2 separate regions of the Homo sapiens genome follow, and region 1 is linked to region 2. A link is a contact called in ENCODE Hi-C or POLR2A ChIA-PET data. All regions are on one chromosome and are shown on one strand. Each heading gives the region's core, a stretch centred on a gene start or an enhancer-like site at or near the end of the contact. The rest is flanking DNA. Distances are from core to core; before and after follow the strand shown. Region 1 has its middle 78 kb from the start of LINC02991. Region 2 overlaps HDAC4 (histone deacetylase 4).

What was found. Hi-C counts contacts between places; a loop is a spot of excess contacts on that map. ChIA-PET counts read pairs that join two places held with the same protein, here RNA polymerase II (POLR2A). Pooled maps may share reads with other maps.
Region 1: a loop to region 2 is called in a map of CD14-positive monocyte, with 2.6 times the contacts of the local background. The contact joins two enhancer-like sites. A Hi-C loop is called at or near these places in 1 of 168 maps with a recorded cell type or tissue (CD14-positive monocyte) and 1 of 50 pooled maps. POLR2A ChIA-PET finds 5 or more read pairs at or near these places in 2 of 52 experiments (HCT116 and activated CD4-positive, alpha-beta T cell).

The regions. Positions count from the first base shown.
Region 1 is chr2:239,499,158-239,501,857 of GRCh38, forward strand. No RefSeq gene overlaps it. Among named protein-coding and RNA genes, the nearest start is that of LINC02991, 78 kb to the right of the region's middle. RefSeq lists an enhancer at 2,236-2,700. Within about 2 kb of position 1,379, at least 5 of the 41 ENCODE cell types and tissues checked have a DNase peak (open chromatin) inside an H3K27ac peak, as active enhancers do; they include CD14-positive monocyte, where a contact is called at or near this core.
Region 2 is chr2:239,222,671-239,225,370 of GRCh38, forward strand. The region is part of intron 3 of HDAC4 (histone deacetylase 4); the gene reads right to left. Among named protein-coding and RNA genes, the nearest start is that of HDAC4-AS2, 30 kb to the left of the region's middle. RefSeq lists an enhancer at 2,448-2,700. Within about 2 kb of position 1,306, at least 22 of the 41 ENCODE cell types and tissues checked have a DNase peak (open chromatin) inside an H3K27ac peak, as active enhancers do; they include CD14-positive monocyte, where a contact is called at or near this core.

The DNA of each region.
Region 1 (2,700 bases), core at 129-2,628, 280 kb after region 2:
GCCCGATTCCATGGGAACAACACAGGTGGAGGAGGTCGACATGGGGCCGTCCCCTTGTCCCCTTACATCTCCAGCTGGGTGAGCTGCTGGCCTGGCCGGCAGGGCAGTGGCTCCCGGCCTCTGACGTCCCCCGGCCATGGCTGAGGCTTCCCAGTTCTTGGGTTTACGTGGAAGGATCCTGAGTCTTTAGTTGCGTAGAGGACTTGGAGCTTAGAAGAATGGCAACTGGTGTGGTGCTTCGTTGGTCTTGGTTTCCACAGCTCTGATGTAATTCTTTGGAATTGGGTGGGAGTCAGCACAAATCCAATGGGGACGAGTGGTGGTTTGGCCCAGAGCCACCTGGCTCCACCGGCACTGCTCTCGGGCAGATTCAACAGCAAAGCGTCCGGGAGAAAGCCTGGCTTTTCATTATTCTGGTGACCCTGACTGAGTTTCCTTCCTTGGGTGAAGGTGAGGGGGTCTCAGCTTTCCCATCGGTGGCCCAAGGATGCTGGGGTTGGGAGCATGGGAGTTCTGTTCCAGCTGTGAAATGCTCCTTCTCCGCGTCTAAGGCCAAATGAGGCTCTGGGATAGCAGGAACCAACTCAGAGTGCACTGCAGGTTTAGAGCCAAGATCTGGATGAAGAAGAGTGGCTTGGACCCTCATTTCTTGGAAGGCACGAGGCAGCGGAGGCCAGCATCTCTCCAAGTGTTTGGGGTGGGGTGTTCTGAGCCTGGAGCCTCTTCCCAGCTTGGGTGGGTGGCAGAGAGTAGGATGAGAGGAAGGACCAGGGTGCTGTGCCGGTCCCCAAGGTTCTGTGGGCTAGGGACCTCTTGCTTCTCCCTTCTCTCCTTCTAGGGTTTCAGTCTTTGATCAGCCCACAGTGGGTTTCGGACTGCAAGCTGCCTGTGATGAGTTGCTGGCTACAGCCACGTGGAGCTGCGGGAGAAGGACCAAGGCTGAACAGCAGCCAGCACATTGGCCTTTTCAGCTTGATCTTAATTTGTCAGAAAATGCTCCCTTCTCACCCTCAGCATTTCATGAGATGCTGAAAACCTGATGCCCTAATGTAGTGGATTGCAATTATTCTAAATTAGGCAGAAAAGCACATTTCAGAGAGTTTCTCCCCATCTGTCTAACTTGAAGTTTCTGCTGTTTGTAATGAGTCATTTCTTCAGCACAGACTCCTGGACCGAGAGGAATTTTCTTATTTCATCTTTGCTTTTCCATTGTGTAGAAGCTTGAAGCCTCCCGCTCCTCTCCCAGGGCCAGAGCTTTGGCTCTGAGGACGGACTGAGCGTCCTCAAAGCCACAGGCTCATAAACAAGACCGAGGACGAGGAAGTCCTGAGATGGGCAGTCAGGGCAACAGAGGGCAGGAGGAGGTGGCTGATGTTGAGGCAGACGCAGGAGGTGCTGGCATCTCTGCTCCCAGTTCCCACCCTCGTGTCACACACCAGCTTTTACTAGTGACCACAGAGCCATGCTTCATGCTCTGCTTACAAGTGACAGAACTTGTTGCACCCAAAGGGAAACTTGGCAAGGTCCCTGCTGTCCTCTCTTCATCCTGGGGAGGCGTGGACTGAGGCACCTGCTCCGGTCACTCTGCTGGACGTGGTGGGCATGAGGCATGGCCTCAGGGACCCTTGGACTCCATTGCCTCCCCTGTCGGTGGGGGCTACTTTCAGGCTGTGGCTCAGGAGGTGGTTTAGGGTTAACTCTGCTCATGGACCTGGGATCGGGGAGGCACAGGGGGCCCAGCTCTGTGGGCATTTGCTGATAGTGTCTCAAAATGCTCTGTAAGGTCCACTAAGATTTGTCTTGAAGCCACGTTAAAGCATTTTTAAGGTGGAATTCACATAACATAAAGCGAACCCTTTTGCAGTGTCAATTTCAACAGCATTTAGTACATCCTCGGTGTTGTGCAACCACCATCTCTGTCAAGCTCCGAAACAGTTTCATCACCCCCAGAGAAAACCCCGTCCCCATTAAGCTGACTGGAAGCCACTTTTGACTTCCCTCTTGAACCTTCAGGCACAGAAAATGAAGAAATTCCCCTCAGTGGTGGTCAAGGGTGAGGGTGGGTCAGGGAGGGCTCTCAGGGGGCTTCCGAGCCTGGAGCCTCTTCCCAGCTTGGAGAAGTGCCCCGGGCGGCTCACAGCACCACTGACTACCTGGTTTGACACAGAGACTGCACGGGACAATGCTACAAGCGTGACTTGGAGTGTTCGTAGATTCTCCCTTCCTCTATTCAGCTGGTGGCTACGTGACCTTGAGCAAGTTACCTAACTTCGTGAAGAAGGAACTTCTAAGAATACTTCCCTGCAGGCTGAGGTGGGGCCCACATGGGCATCGCGGGTGAGAAGAACCTGCAGGCTCTCGGGAAATTGCCTTCTCCATCCTCCTTGAATGGCTCTGACTCCGGTTTGGAGGCGGGCAAGGAAGGCAGATAAAGAGGGAGTTCTGGGTTGGATTCTCTTTCTGTTTGGTGCCCTCCGGTGAGCTAAGGACAAGGAGACAGGATGGGACCAATGTTCTCCTGGACGTGGGACTGAGGCTGCTCCTCCAGTGTGGGGAGTGGGAGATTGGTGTTGTAACAGGGGGAGGGGCAAGGGAGGGAGAGGGGTAGGAGGGACAGCTGGAGAGAGAGAGGGCCTCAGGTCCTGGTGACACCAGACCCCATTGGAATGGCTGCTGCAACCTTCTTGGTCCGGGGTGGAC
Region 2 (2,700 bases), core at 56-2,555:
CAAAGCATTCCTGGAAAATCTTTCTAAGACTCTACAATTCCAATGCAAAAGCAATTGAATAGAAACAATAACAAAAAACTAATGTTTCAGGACTGAGCACGAATTTAAAGTATTTTTGCTTTGTGATCTCCTTTCGTCCTCACAGCCCCCTGAAGCAGGTCCCAGCGGGGACCTGGGTATCACAGACGGGAGATGCAGCCAGTAAGCATTGTCACCTGGATTCAAAACTGGCCACACCTCCTGGAACACCACCACCTCCCTGAAACCACTGCAGCCCATCTCTCCAGCCTGCTCACACCAGCACAAGTTACACGTTACTCCTGAAAGCTATCCAAATACCCTAAACCCAATGGATAAAAATATATTGTCTGAAAATTAAAAATAGTTTCAGTGGTCTAGGAAGCCTACAAATCCCACTGCAGTTGCTCTTGCCTTCTCAGTTACGTAAGATCAAGTTTACATAAGAACGCATTTCAGAATTTCCTTCTTAGCAACCTCCAAACGTTTGGTTATGTGTTTCACCTAACAGCTGGGCCGAAGTAGGAACCACTATTACTTAACAGTAACAGTTGAAATATTTAAAAATAGAAACCATTGGAGAAGAAGAGAGGGCACCAAGGACGAGGCCTGAAGGAGGTAGCCCCTCTCTCTGGGGCGAGCCGGCCTCTTCCAGGCAGCAACGTACATTCCGCCGGGGCTTTCTGGAGACCGGCGTGGGCTGCAGCATCTTTCAAGGGCGCTGCGGGTCACTGGGGGTGGAATAATCCAGCAGGCAGGTGGAAATGCAGAAGGCAGGGGGCTGGTTCAGACTTCTGTCCAGAAAAATCACCTGGGCAGCTTGATAAAAAGTGACTTACGCCTCCCAGCCTCAGTTCCTGAACCAGTAACTACTGTGTGATGTCCCCAGGGGCATTAAATGCCAATGAACACACGGTACGTAGCTGAGTGACAGATGGGTGGCCTTGGTAAGGGGACCTGTGGCCATCAGTGTCCTCATCATTGCTGTAATTAGGAGCAACCACGAGTCCCACTTTGAGCAGGACCTTGCTGCTGGCTGTGGAGGCTGTGCGCTCACACTCTCTGCCCAGCAAAGATCCCGGAGCCAGTAACTCTCTTGCCAGCAGGAACACTTTACAAAGTAGGATTTGGTAGAAGATGCATGCCAGCACTAAGCAAACATTGTTTAAAAAAAAAAAAAAGGGAAAAGAAACAAAGTCTACTTTGTGGACCTTGCACGGAGGAGATCCACTGCCCGGGAGAGTTCATGTCCATGTATCTTTCTGCTATGAATGCCCAGCGCAGGCCCCTCCCACGTTCAGCGCAGGCTCGCCAACGCCTACCACTCAGTGTTCCAAACTGGGTGCCTTTGAAAGCACTGCACAGATCCATACTAATCCTCATCCCAGCGCAGGGTCTGCTCCACCCACATTCCCCATGAATTCATGCAACTCCATCAGCAGTGCTTAAAGCCAAAAATCCTGAGGTCACCCTCGACTCTTCTGTTTCCTGCACAGCCCATCTGCAGGCTAAGGAAATCCCATCTACGTCAGATATCTCTAGAATTTGTACCATTTTCTACATTCCCACTCCACCTACCCGGACTGAGCCCCATCCACTGCCTGGGTTGCTCCCAGACCCTGGTGGGTCTCCCTGCTCCTCCGATGCCTGTCCCACGTGGCCACTGCATTCTCTGTGGCATACGTCACGTGGTGTCGCTTCTCTGCTCAGAACCTCCAGGAGCCTCCATGTCACTCAAAGCCATGCCTAATTGATTAACCCGGCCTTTTATGTCTCCCGCACCGCCCACTCCCTCTTCTCCTGACCAGGTCTTCGGCCTGCAAATGTCTGCTCACCTTCTAAGGAGGCCTGCCCTCACCAGCGGGTGTAAAATCGCAGCCCCTCCACTCCCGAGCCCTGCTCTGCCTTCCCTGCTCTACTGTTTACTCATTGCCTTTACTAGTTTCCTCTCTTCCTCCCAGGGTAACATGAGTACCATGAAATAGGGGTCTCTGTGTCAATCATAAATACATGTATTCCATATGCCAAGGGCAGGGGATGGCATTAGAAGGCCCAATCAATATGAATGAGTGAATGAATGAATGAGTTGAACGCAGAAATCCACCCTCCTGAATCCCCAGTCCTTGACTGCTCACTCTCCTCCACAGCGATTCTCGCCTCTCACATGTTCTAATATTGTAGGTAATTTACAATCAATAAGCTGGAATTAATGAGCATATTTAGAATCCAGCACCCAATTACTAGAGAATTCAAAATCTTCTCACACATATATTAAAGATTCATAAAAATTGACCACAAAGCAAGTCTCAGTAAAATTCAACAGCTGGGTAATTTCTAACCATAATGGAGTAAATTAGAAATGAATAACAAAAAAGATGACTTGGAAAATTCAGACTTTCGGGAAACAAAAAACACTTCTAAATATTTCATTTTTTCAAATAAAAAAGGAACCAAAAAGCAAATTTCAAAATAACTCTCTTGAGAAACACCAAGACTTTATGAAGTGTTAATGTAATATGCTTTACAAATTAAATAATACAAATTAGAACTTATCCAAAGCAGCCCCATTTGAACCCCAAGGGAAGCACAGCACAGAACCCTGAATGCCTCCATCCGAAAGGAAGAAGGGCTAAAAATTAACAAGTGAAATGTTCAACCTAAAAGAACAAGCATATCCGAATA